Regions from separate parts of the Homo sapiens genome. Here region 1 is linked to region 2. The links are chromatin contacts, found by Hi-C or POLR2A ChIA-PET in ENCODE. All regions are on one chromosome and are shown on one strand. The core of a region is the stretch at or near the end of the contact, and the rest is flanking DNA. Distances in the headings are between cores, read along the strand shown.

Region 1 (6,398 bases), core at 3,806-6,305, 310 kb before region 2:
TCACACCTGTAATCCCAGCACTTTGGGAGGCCGAGGCGGATGGATCACCTGAGGTCAGGAGTTCGAGACCAGCCTGGCCAACATGGTGAAATCCCGTCTCTACTAAAGATACAAAAATTAGCTGGGCATGGTGGTGGGTGCCTGTAATCCCAGCTACTCAGGAGGCTGAGGCAGGAGAATCGCTTGAACCCAGGAGGCAGAGGTTGCAGTGAGCCCAGATCATGCCACTGCACCCCAGCCTGGTGGACAAGAGTGAGATTCTGTTTTAAAAAAACAAAAAAACACTTAAGTTGCTTCCCCCATCAGGATACTGGAGTTGCACCTGCAGCAAAACCAAATAAATAAAAGACGAGAAGTAGAAGGGAGAGAAGGAAGCAGGGGAGGAGGGAATGGGAAGGAGGGAAGAGGGAGGAGGAGGAGGAGGAGAAGGGGGAGGGGGAAGGGGAGAGGAAGAGAACATAATTTCAACAGGTGGAGGGCTCCTGGTAAATGATTCAGGAACATCATCTCCTACGCATCCCTTCCCTTACTCCCTCCTGGCTCCTAAACTCCATGGGGAGAAGGCTGGTTTTGCTGACAGGATACTTTTCAAACCAAAGCTGAAATAACTTCAAAACAAGGTGACATCCTAGGGATACAAAGTGCCATGACTAGGACACGCTGCTTATTTAGTAAAATAAGATACAGTTTGGCCCTTTCCGTTGCTGTCATGAGGAAACAGTGGTTCCAGCTGACTTTAAAACTGCTGCCTAAATGAAGGAATGAGGATCTTCTGGGAAATATAGGCTTCTAATGGAGGGTTGTGATTTGAAAAGTTCCCACGCAGTGATTTTTTTTTTAAAGGCAGCGGCTGCTTCTCCACCATAATCTGTTATATAATTACTGTGTAACTTTGTCACTGCCTCTTACAAGACAGATTGAAACTTACCCACCTAGACCAGCACCACTGACACTTTTCTAGAATCTGTGGGACTCATTGGAATTGCATTAGGAGAATTAGGGAATCTGGTGATTTTAACCAAATTAGTTGCAGGAAAAGATGGACTCAGGGGCTCCTTTTCCTTCCCAGGCCTGTGCGGCCCTCGCTCTGTAAGGGATGCCATAAAGCCAACCTCTGGGAGAAGAATGTCTTCAGAAAAATTGAGCTTGGTGCCTTAGTAAATGTTTGACCCAAGTGACTCCTCCCCCACCCCTAAATTTTGACCTTTAGCATTGCATATTGGAGCCTGAAGCATCTGAGAAGCTATTTTCATCAGAATTCTGTGATGAGGTTAACAGAAGTTGACTCTGGATAGCTTAAGCAAACAAATTTATCGGAAGGATAGAGTATCTCACAGAAGGAGAGGCTGAAGAATCTGCTTTATTCAAGGACAAGAGAAGCTCTAGAAATTCAGGTTTTGTGAATAATGCAGTTTCCTTAGTTTCATTGCCTCCAGGGTAAATGATTTCCAACCATTCTCAGTTTTTGTGTCACTTCTCTCCACACTGAAATTCCAGGTCAAGAGTATCTGATAGGCCTACCTTCAGCTAGGGATCCAACCTCCCTTTGGCCAGGATAGGGGAAGGTATTGTGATTGATGGTCGTTTCTCCTATAGGGGAAAAGTGGGTCCCCAACAGAAAAATCAAGGCTCTCTCTCCTCAGGATGTTGTGGCGCCGTGGCTTCCCTTTGGCAGGGGAAGATGTGGCACTGAGCTAAAGAGAGAGGCATGGAGGTGGGTTATATTATTTTTAGTTCACTATCTTCCAGTTCGACCTCATATCTTCTCTCTCCTCCAAACTATGAATTAGCATACCAGGCATTTCCACACCAGGATAGCATATGCTCATTCTCCTCAGGAACAATCTGGAATGCGTGAGCAGTTTAGAATTTTGGAGAAGGGGAAAAAAATGAGTAAAAGGAGTGCTACTGGAGGTGGGAGGAGTGGGTTTCATGCCCTCCTTTTGAGCTGTTGAATTGGTTTAAGTTCTCCCCAGAACAACTTTTGATATAATTTGATAGAAACTCCATCATATTTCCACTGCAGTACTTGAATTTTCTGTTTGTATTTTTGTTGTTGTTGTTGAGATGGAGTCCTGCTCGGTCACCAAGGCTGTAGTGCAGTGGCGTGATCTCAGCTCACCACAAGCTCCGCCTCCCAGGTTCACGCCATTCTCCTGCCTCAGCTTCCCAAGTAGCTGGGACTACAGGCGCCCGACACCACGCCCAGCTAATTTTTTGTATTTTTAGTAGAGACGGGGTTTCACCGTGTTAGCCAGGATGGTCTCGATCTCCTGACCTCGTGATCCGCCCACCTTGGCCTCCCAAAGTGCTGGAATTACAGGTGTGAGCCACCACACCCGGCCTCTGTAATTTTTTTAAATGAGAAAACAAAGACACAATAATAGCCAATCATGTTTAATTCCCTTTTCTAAACAGACCTCTCTAAATTTTATCCCAATATTTTATCCAAATGCATCCTAGAGTAAAACAAACAACGCTCATTAGAGAAGAAATTTAATTGTTATGCCCGTGCCGGTTCTAGTTTGCCAAATATCTAATTCTATTGTTTTAGAAAATATATGGGTTTGTTTCTCCCTTAAGCCCAGTTGTTACATTTATTTAAACTTTGTTGCATTTTATATAGTCAGTAAAAAGTTAATCATTGACTTTGATTCATGTTAGAGCAACTGGGTACGTTCATTCTCCTTTTTTCTCTTTTTCCTTTCAGCTCAAATTACCTATACTAGCACTGCAAATTTTCCTCATGCCCCTATTGCTATAAGCCACAAAGGCAGAAGGGAGCTGACATTCACAGGACACCTGTCAAATGCCAAGCGTTATAACAAGTGTCTTTGCATATATTATTTCATTTACACTTGTAGTATCTTCATTGGACTTGTGTGTAACCAAAGACCCCGAGAGGTTAAAAAAAAGTATCCAGAGTCACACAGCTAGTACTTGAAGTGTTCATATTGCAACTCTGTCTGATGTCAAAGCACATTCCTTTTATTACATTGCCAAGTAAGATAGATATCAGTTCATCCACAACTACTAAGCACTCCAGGAACAAATGCATGTTAGGAGTCCCTGAAGGCTAAAATGGTGCTATAAGAGATAGACGAAAGGGCTGGGCACGATGGCTCGCACCTGTAATCCCAGCACTTTGGGAGGCCAAGGCAGGTGTATCACGAGGTTAGGAGATTGAGACCATCCTGGCTAACATGGTGAAATCCCGTCTCTACTAAAAATACAAAAAAATTAGCCGGGCGTGGTGGCGGGCGCCTGTAGTTCCAGCTACTCAGGAGGCTGAGGCAGGAGAATGGCGTGAACCCGGGAGGCAGAGCCTGCAGTGAGCCAAGATGGCGCCACTGCACTCCAGCCTGGGCGACAGAGTGAGACTCTGTCTCAAAAAAAAAAAAAAAAAAAAAAAAAAAGAGATGGACGAAAGGAAGCAGACAGTGAGGTCTTGTATCTGACATATAGCCGCTTGGCTCTCTCTGCCCCTTCAGGAGCACCCAGAGGGTGAGTGGACTCAGAAGGTGCGTTGCTGCTGAGGTCAGTGTTGAGCAGTTCTAGCTCAGGAAGCAGGGTCACTGAAGGCTGGGGCTGGGGGACCATAAAGTAGTTCTGGAAGCATATAGACTAGACCAAACACAGCTTTCACTTACGGGAACATTGATTCATTCTTTGATACAATGAGTACTTATTGTATGTGTCTATGAGAGGCCAGGCATACAAAGATGAATAAGACATGGTTCTTCTTCCAGGGACTTCAATGTCTATTGAGGAAGAGAGATAAATTAACAAGCCATTCGAGTAAATACTATAAACTATATTTGCTACTGCACTTAGATGACCCTTCTATAGTCAACATATCATGGGAACATGTTGATTTTTGAGAACTCAGTATCCATTCCACCTTGATTTCCCTTTGAAGGATTGCCTGCTGAGTTGTTAAATCTGTTCCCTGAACCCCTTACTCACCAACAAACAGCCACCTGACCCAAGCTGGAACAATGTTCACTCCCTGGAGTGAAGAAAGAGGGTGAAAAGATGGAGAAATGATGGAAGAGCATTCATTCTGGGGCAGGGCACTGACAACACGGTTGAATGTTCTAACCCTACCCATCCCTACCCGACCCATTTCTATCAATTTCTGAAACTTCTGGTCCATCCTGAGAGCAGACAGAAATCCTCCCAATAAATCCCAACCATTTAACAATGGACAGACAACAAAGATCCCTTTGGTGAGATATGGGGTGTTGAAGACTGAAAGCAGGGAGACCAGTTAGTGTCTATTGCAGTAATCCAGGTGAGTATGGTAAGAGACTGAACTCCATGACTGGAGAGATGGTGAAGGGAAGACAGATTCCAAAATCAGAAGAGACAGAGCTAGCTGGACTTGGTGCCTACTGGATGGAGAAAGTCAGGAATATAGAAGAGCAAGATGAGTGGTTTTTCAGAAACAAAACAGGGCAGCTCAGATCCCCTCACTTCCTTTCTGTTGGTCTAGAAGTTATGTTCTCACTTGGTCTTGATTTTGGCATTTTGTTTCTTGCTAAGGCTAATTTCCTATAACTGCACCTTCCCAGCCCTGAGATGTACACGTCACTTCCTGCTAAAAGAAATTATCTGCATTATCTAGGAAACTTGGCAGGGACACCAAATCCTCTTTTCATCCTGTATCCTACAGCCCAGGATATATATTCAACTAAATTCTTGGAAATAGTCCTGAATAGCACATAGTACTCCAACATCAACAAGCACACTCTAATGATGACGGTGTGTCACAGGATGCTTACTAAGTTTGTGATCCCACTTACATGATCAACTACGTGACCACAGCCCACACAGTTCACACAGCCTCACCACACCTTCCCTATAGGGATTCTCAGTGTGCTCTGTGCTATCAGCTCTGCTATGGAGGAAAGGTGCTCAAGTACTTGTGGTCAGGTGGAAAGAATTCAATAGCACTTGAGCATGCAGAGCTGGACTTGGTGGACTGTGCTCTTTACTCAAAAGGCGCACACAGGGCACAAGCAGGCAGCAACCTCTATGAGTCAGAGCCTGCTTGGCCTACTTGTCCTTTGCACCATGTCTTTTGAACCAATAAATACAGTAACACCCATAACTACAATGTCTTATCTGCAGGAAAATAAGGCAGTAGCAAAATTGTGCAAGACACTGAACAATCATCTATAAGAACTAAGGACTTCCGGCCGGGCGCAGTGACTCACGCCTGTAATTCCAGCACTTTGGGAGGCCGAGGCGGGCGGATCACAAGGTCAAGAGATCAAGACCATCCTGGCCAACATGGTGAAACCCCGTCTCTACTAAAAATACAAAAATTAGCCAGGCGTGGTGGCACACACCTGAAGTCCCAGCTACTCGGGAGCCTGAGGCAGGAGAATTGCTTGAATCCGGGAGGCGGAGGTGGCAGTGAGCCAAGATCACGCCACTGCACTCCAGCCTGCCAATAGAGCGAGACTCCGTCTCAAAAAAAAAAAAAAACAAAACTAAGGACTTCACCCTCCCTAGAAAGCCCCTAAACTCTGGATTTGGGGAGCTCACCTTTGAGATAGAAAAAATTAATTGATAATGACTTCGGTTGGGTCTTTCTCTAGTTTCTCATACTAGGAGATACTTTGGAACACAGGTACTTAAAAATATATTTTAACAAACAAATTAGTAGTAGTGGAATATCACATTATTTCCTGGTGATCTTTTGAAAGATTAAAGAAAGGTATTGATCTAATAGCTTTTGGAATCCCCGAATTTTAAAAAACATGTGATTGAATAATCTCATTATGTAGGGTTGTGCAAGTAAACAATATGCTATGGTCAGGCTGTAAAAGAAAAGGAAATCTTTTTTTTTTTTCTTTTTTTTGAGACGGAGTCTCGCTCTGTTGCCCAGGCTGGAGTGCAATGGCATGATCTTGGCTCACGGCAACCTCTGCCTCCTGGGTTCAAACGATTCTCCTAGCTCAGCCTCCTGAGTAGCTTGGATTACAGGCACAAGCCACCATGCCTGGCTAATTTTTTGTATTTTTAGTAGAGACGGGGTTTCACCGTGTTCCCCAGACTGGTCTCAAGCTCCTGAGCTCGGGCAATCCACGCGCCTCAGCCTCCCACAGTGCTTAGGATTACAGGTGTGAGCCACCACGCCTGGGCTGGAAATCTTGATAGATAAAAGAAAGAGAAGAAACAAAAAGGTCTCACTTACAATTTATCCTCTCACTTTCTGCCAGATGATTAGATCACTGTATTTGTTAACAGCTTGATCACCTGTATTTTATTTCAAGTAAATTTTCTTCAGTTTCTTTGCCAACAAAGCATACTGGATAGAAATGCCTCAGAATCAATTTATCCTGCTTCACTAGTTTTATGCATTTTAGATTTAAGGAAACAACAGTTAG
Region 2 (6,615 bases), core at 675-3,174:
AAGGAAAGGCCTTTGAAAAACCATGAGTTGTTCAAAATTGATAGAGTTTAAATACGATGCAATGTAAGGATGATGAATGGACTTTGGGAACTTGAGGAGAAGCTTGGGAGGGAAGTGAGGGGTAAAAGCCTACATGTTGGGTACAGTGTACACTGCTTGGCTGGGTACACTAAAATCTCAGAAACCACCACTTAAAAACTAATCCATGTAACCAAAACCACCCATACCCCCAAAACTATTGAAATAAAAGAAATTTTTAAAAATGATCAATAAGTGATGAATAACAAGGATAAAGAAGTAAATAGGAATCTCTTGGTACCTTTACATCCAATGAGGACATTTAAGGATGACATTATTCTACGGAAAGGCACACATTCAAGACTATTTCAGATAAAACTCTGAAAAATTGATGATAAATTATTATCATGTCTGAGGGGGATGTTTGATGCCAGTCTAGCATATGGGACCTCTTAGTTTCTTACTTGTAAGGGTATGAGTCTTTTTCATTTAACTGATTATTCAGTAGCCACTATGTGTATAATATTTGCACATTACACAATCCAAGAGAGATATCAGAGTAGTATTTAAGTATTACATGCAGGGTACAGAAATAATATTCTGTGAATTCAAAGAAAGGAGAAAACTTTTATAGATTAAGAAAACTTCCTTCCTTCCTTTCTTCCTTCCTTCCTTCCTTGCTTCCTTCCTTCCCCCCTTCCTTCATGTTGTTCTTCCTCCCTTTTTTATATTCTGTCTCCCTTCTTCCCTCCCTTCTTTTCCTTTCATGGTTATATACTGGTCTCTGATTGCAAGGTATAAACCAAGAACTGGGAATATGGTGTTGAGCAGAAAGGCAGATATTAGATAATAACTTCTCAAAACCTAATGATAATAGTAATAAATGGTCTTCAGAAATTACTCTCCATAAAAGGCAGGGCATAAACAAAACTGAGTGAGGTAAGGCAAGATGTTCCTGGAGAATTTTTTAAACTGACACCTGAAGCACGATGAGAAGAAAGAGTGGTTTCCAGATGGCAAGGAGCAGAGGAGGACATGTGGCTAAATGATGTGAGGAAAGACAAAGACAGGAGGACTTTCAGAGGACAACACAGACGATTCATCGAGTCCCATAACCAGAGTGTTGGTTGCTACAATTTCCTTCTTAATCCATATGAAGCTTTTTCTGGCACCATGAAAATCCATCCTTTCTTCTTATCCTAATTTTCCTTTTGTTATTTCAGTAGGCTGTATGAAGCTTTTTATTTGTCTTTTCTCACTTTTCTTTACAAGGTAATTAATTTCAGTCCCTCTTATTTAGAACTTATTTTGACACAATTTAGGCTTACATGGTTAGATCACAGCATACTTGGAAAGGAACACAACTGCATTTCTTTTCACTGATTCTATTGTTTATCCTTTAATGTGGATATAGATCACACTAAATTAGTGAGGCTATACTTCAGTTCCTGAAACGACTTTGGCCTTTTTAACATGGAAATTTCCATGGCAACCAATCATCAGTGCAATTGTGACTGTGACTACAAGACTGTGCTTCCTACTGGATGCATTGAGTGAGTTGAGGCCCAAGGATTTTTGTATGACTTTGTTGCCACTGACAGCTATCCAGGCATAAAATATCTTGATGTTGATGTTTCTCTCCTTCTATATTTAACAGACAGGCCCATTAAACTTTATTCAATGCCCAGTAGCCAGTGAGCAGGAAGAGGAATATGATAGGTCTGGGGTGAATCATAAAGGCTGTTCTAAGTTGCTCAACTCTTCCCTACTTTTTGCTCAAACCCAAGCAGAAACTTTGTTGAGGAAAGTTACAAAGCCAAGATGACTGATTCAGAATTCAGAAACCTCAAGCGGGCACTCAGCACTCCTCAGGAATCCTATAAAGTTTCTTCATTTCTATGAGATGACTGTACCATATCAACTCCTTTTTCCTCAGATCTCCCACACATCCTCCTCCTACAGATGACCCAGACTCATACTTCATTGAGAAAATAGAAGTCATTGGAAATGAACTCACTCATCTTCCCACCACAAAACCTGCCATTTTAGTATATCTGCATCCAAACTCTCCTTCTTCCACAATGTGGGAAGTGTTCCTCCTCCTCCCAGAAAGGATATTTCTTCTTCACTTCTGCTCTGGGTCCCATTACTGCTTAGCTTATCAAAGGCTTTGTTCCTAAAATTATTTCTGCTTTCCCTTAAGGGTAATATCTCACTGTTATTGTACAATCATGCTGTAATGTAGTATTTCCTATCTTTTAAGTCTTTTCTTTAACATAACCATACACAGTTTCCTGCCATATTTTTTTGTTTTCCTTTATCACAAAATTCCTGGCTCTTCAAACAAACTGCCTCTCCTCCCCATCCTCTTTCCACTTTTCAACCCAGTCCAATGTGCTCCTGCATCTTCACTAACTGGAATTCTCTTTGTTAAAATCTACAATAGCCTGCAGGTTGCCAAACCCAATGGACTTCTTCCCCGCTCATCTTACCTGACTTCTCAGCAATATTTGTCAAAGTTGGGACCCTATCTGCTTGAAACATGCTTACCTCTTGGCTTCCAGGGTTATTTTCTTAATTTCCTTCTACTTATCAATGTTTTTTGTGGGGTTATTTTCTTAAATGCTGCCATTTCTCAGAGCTTGTCTTAGGTCTTTTTAAAATTGGGGGGTGGGAGCTAGGGGAGGAATAGCATTAGGAGAAATATCCAATGTAGATGACAGATTGATGGGTGCAGCAAACCACCATGGCACTTCTATACCTATGTAACAAACCTGCACGTTCTACGCATGTACCCCAGAACTTAAAGTATAATAATAGTAATAAAATCTTTTGCCTACATTTTCTCCTTTAGACATATCTCCTTTAGATACTTATATCATCCACTTTTACAGTTTTAAAATCTATGCTTCGAGTTCTGATATCTCCTCTGAGCTCCAAACTTGTATATGTAACTTATTTCTTGCATCTCGTAAAAATTATAAACATCACATACTTAAATGCTCAAAACAGAGCACTGAACTCACTGTCCTCATCTGACTTGAGAAACTTTTCATCCAGTTGATCAAGACAAAACCTAAGATCCATTCTTTTTTATGGAATTTTATAGAGATGAAATTCACATTACATAAAATTGATCATTTTATTTTGTATGTATTTCTGTATCTCTTCTCCCAGGCTGAAAGGCAGTGGCTTGATCATAGCTTATTGTAACTTCCAACTCCTCAGTTCAAAGAATCCTCTTGACTCAGCCTCCCAAGTAGCTAGGACTACAACCATGTACCACCATGCCCAGCTAATTTTTCAATATTTTAGTAGAGACAAGACTTCACTATGTTGCCCAGGCTGGTCTTGAACTCCTGGCCTCAAGTGATTTGTCCACCTTGACCTCCCATAGCATTGGAATTATATGCATGAGCCCCTGCATCCAGCCCCAAATTAATCATTTTAAAGTGAACAATCCAATGGCATTAATCCAATCACAGTATTTTTCCTCTATCTAGTTCCAAAACATTTTCATAACTCCAAAAGGAAACTCTATACTTATTAAGCAGTTAGTTCTCATCCTCCCCTCCTTCCAGACCCTGGCAACCATCAGTATATTTTCTTTCTCTATGGATTTACTTTTTCTGGATATTTTACATAAATGAAATCATGCAAATTGTGATATTTTGTCCCTGGCTTCTTTCACTTAGCATGTTTGCAGGTTCGTCCATGTTGTAACATGCATTAGTATTTCATTCTTTTTTATAGCCAAATAATATTTCATTTTATATATACTGTCAAAATTTCTTTATTCATTCATCCATTGATGGACATTTGGGCTGTTTCCACCTTTGGGATATTGTGAATGGTCTAAGATTCCTGATCTCCCTTCTCCTCATCTCATATCCTATGCATCAAAAGGTCCAGTTTATTCATGGCCAGAATATATATATTGATCCATCTCCTTCCTGCCATCTCCACTGTCACCCTTCTATTTTAGACGTTTAGCATTTCTATTTTATCTTACTAAATAATGTGTTTTCCTGATTCCTCTTTTTTTCTTGTGTGCTAATTCTTTGTCCACACAGCAGCAAGTGCAGTAACTTAAAAAAATAAAATCATTAGATATATTATTTAAAATTATTATGTATATATTTACATGAACATAAATATATATGGCTTATACATATTTACATATATATAGATAACCTTTATTGAGTATTTACTATGTCTTAGCCTCTGTTCTATGGGCTTCCCATGAAATAATTCACTTAAGTCTCAAAACAATGGAATAGGTCCTATTATTGTTCTTTGCAGATGAGGAAACAAAGGGTCACCCAGCTAATATGTAGCTGTTAAGCGAAGACGAAGACGTGAGCCTCAGGAATCTGTCTCAAGAAGCTGTCCTCTGATTGATATGCAAGATTGTCTAAATCACATCTTGCCTCTCCTTCTAAAAGCTGGTCAATGGCTCCTTATTCTACTAACAGTATGAGTCATGACCCAAAGGCACTGCATGAGTTGGCCTTGACTATTTTTCCACCCCATCTTGCCACTCTCCTTATTACTCATTCTTCTTTATTGATTTCTTCCCTCAGGCCCTTTCTTACACTAAGCTCCCCCAGGTCTATTCATACCCTCTTCCCTCAGCCTGAAACATCTATCTTCTCTCCAGCCTTTATATCTCAATCTAAATGGCAGCTCTTCTTGGTGTCTCTTTCTGCAATGGGTACATTTCCTTTGTGATTTTCTCTCTCTTGTTTAAAAAATCTCAAAGCTCTTATTTCAATCTGTAATGTGTTATTGTTATTATTATTGTTTGCCTTTTGCTCATTAAACCACCAGAATATGAGCCTCCTATTCAAAATATGTTTATATGTTTTTCCTAGTTATAATTATAGCTACTGAAATTTTCATGGTTCTTGACACAATTTGTACTACTGGAACTGGGATGGCTCCAATTCTCTGTGTTATATAGGGAGAAAAGAAAATTGAACTACTTAAATTTTTAGTTTAGTCTTTGTATAGCTTGATATTCCTTCTTTCTTCCTTCTCACTCCTTCCCTCGAGAAACGAAAAAGAACTCTCCGCAGTTCCACATGTTGCTAAATAATCATGAACTTTATTACCCTGGGTGACTAGGTATTGGTTAAATCCTTCGCTTGATCTCAGGGAAGATTAGTTAGAACTTGTCCAAATAAAAACAGTCTAGCAACATCTGGTCTTTTGTGGTGTGGTTTGAAGTGCTTACTGGTTGGTGGCTCCTTGTTTTTCCTCCACGTCTCTATTTGTTTTTTAAAAAAGTAATCATGCTTGGAGTTATTAGAGCAGACACCTGATAGAGCGGTCAGCCAATGCAGCTTTACCTCGTAATCAGCCCATCATAGAGAGGATACTAATACCATGCCACAGTGCGGCAATTCGAAGATTGCAGGAAGCACGGCAATACCCATCCTGTGATGATAACCCACATTCTGCTAACTCTATAGAAAATGAGTCCACAAATTGCCTACTTCAAATTCTCCCATGTGAGTCTGTCCCCAAAGATACACTCCTTTCTTAATTCTGAAGGAATGCCACTAGGGAGGTGAAGAGGCAGAGCTCTATATAGTGTCCTATGTGTAGCTTTCTGCTACAGATTTATCTTTCAGTTACATAGTGTCTGTCTCTTGGAATAATTAGGAAGATTAGAGGACTAAAAATCATGACAGCTGTCATTCATTTACTGCTAGGGAATATACATGTAATTATCACCATTTTTCAAAGTAGGAATTACCTTCTTTTCTTGTGTCGAATAAGGACATTGAAGCTTCCAGAAATTAGCCAAATTGTCCAGTGCCATTTAACTAGTAAGTGGAAAGCTACAATTCTAATTCATGTCCGAATCACTATAAAGCTATCATGATACCTGGATGCCAGACTGCTTTCAAGATTAAGGACCATAAATTATAAGTAATTTAAATACTCAATAAACGTATGCGTCTGTAAAAGCGAAACCTTAAGTCTGGATAACTTGTATATCATTAGCTAGTCCATTGCATCTTCAAAATGTGTTTGAGTTATTGGTTAATTATTTTAATCATGATATTAATAGTATGTATTTATTGAGGGCTTTCCCTGTCCCAGGTGCTGCACTACCTATATTATCTTTTTATCTACATAAAAACTTTGTGAGATAGATACAATTATGATTTTCATCTTTAGAAGAGAAAACAGGTTAACAAGGTTAATAGCTCACCAACCATAGAGTGGCAGAGGATGGGCTGTTGGACCTTTAAAAGCATGCTCATCGAGGTTAATAGCTCACCAATTATAAAGTAGCAGAGGATGGGCTGTTGGATCTTTTAAAGCACGCTTGTAACCACTGTGTTAACTGGCCTTTCATGCATTAACCATGATCATGCAGCTTTTTACCTGCCTGTAGAATATGAACAGATGTTATCTGTAGATTTTGATGGAGTCAATACTAATGGTTCTGCAACTTCTTGTAGGGATACCAAAAACTAATTACACTTCTTTCACAGAGCCACCTTAATGGCATGGGCAAGCTGAAGGCAGGGTTATAGACAATTAAGCACAGTATTAGAGTAACTACTAATGTGATATATTGCA

Evidence for each region. Hi-C counts contacts between places; a loop is a spot of excess contacts on that map. ChIA-PET counts read pairs that join two places held with the same protein, here RNA polymerase II (POLR2A). Pooled maps may share reads with other maps.
Region 1: a pooled map shows a loop between it and region 2 (2.0-fold over the local background). The contact joins two enhancer-like sites. A Hi-C loop is called at or near these places in 9 of 50 pooled maps. POLR2A ChIA-PET finds 5 or more read pairs at or near these places in 2 of 52 experiments (HEK293T and WTC11).

Annotation. Positions count from the first base shown.
Region 1 is chr12:89,374,453-89,380,850 of GRCh38, reverse strand. The region is part of intron 9 of POC1B-DUSP6 (POC1B-DUSP6 readthrough); the gene reads left to right. Among named protein-coding and RNA genes, the nearest start is that of DUSP6, 25 kb to the right of the region's middle. Within about 2 kb of position 5,055, at least 13 of the 41 ENCODE cell types and tissues checked have a DNase peak (open chromatin) inside an H3K27ac peak, as active enhancers do.
Region 2 is chr12:89,062,905-89,069,519 of GRCh38, reverse strand. No RefSeq gene overlaps it. Among named protein-coding and RNA genes, the nearest start is that of LINC02458, 47 kb to the right of the region's middle. Within about 2 kb of position 1,924, at least 3 of the 41 ENCODE cell types and tissues checked have a DNase peak (open chromatin) inside an H3K27ac peak, as active enhancers do.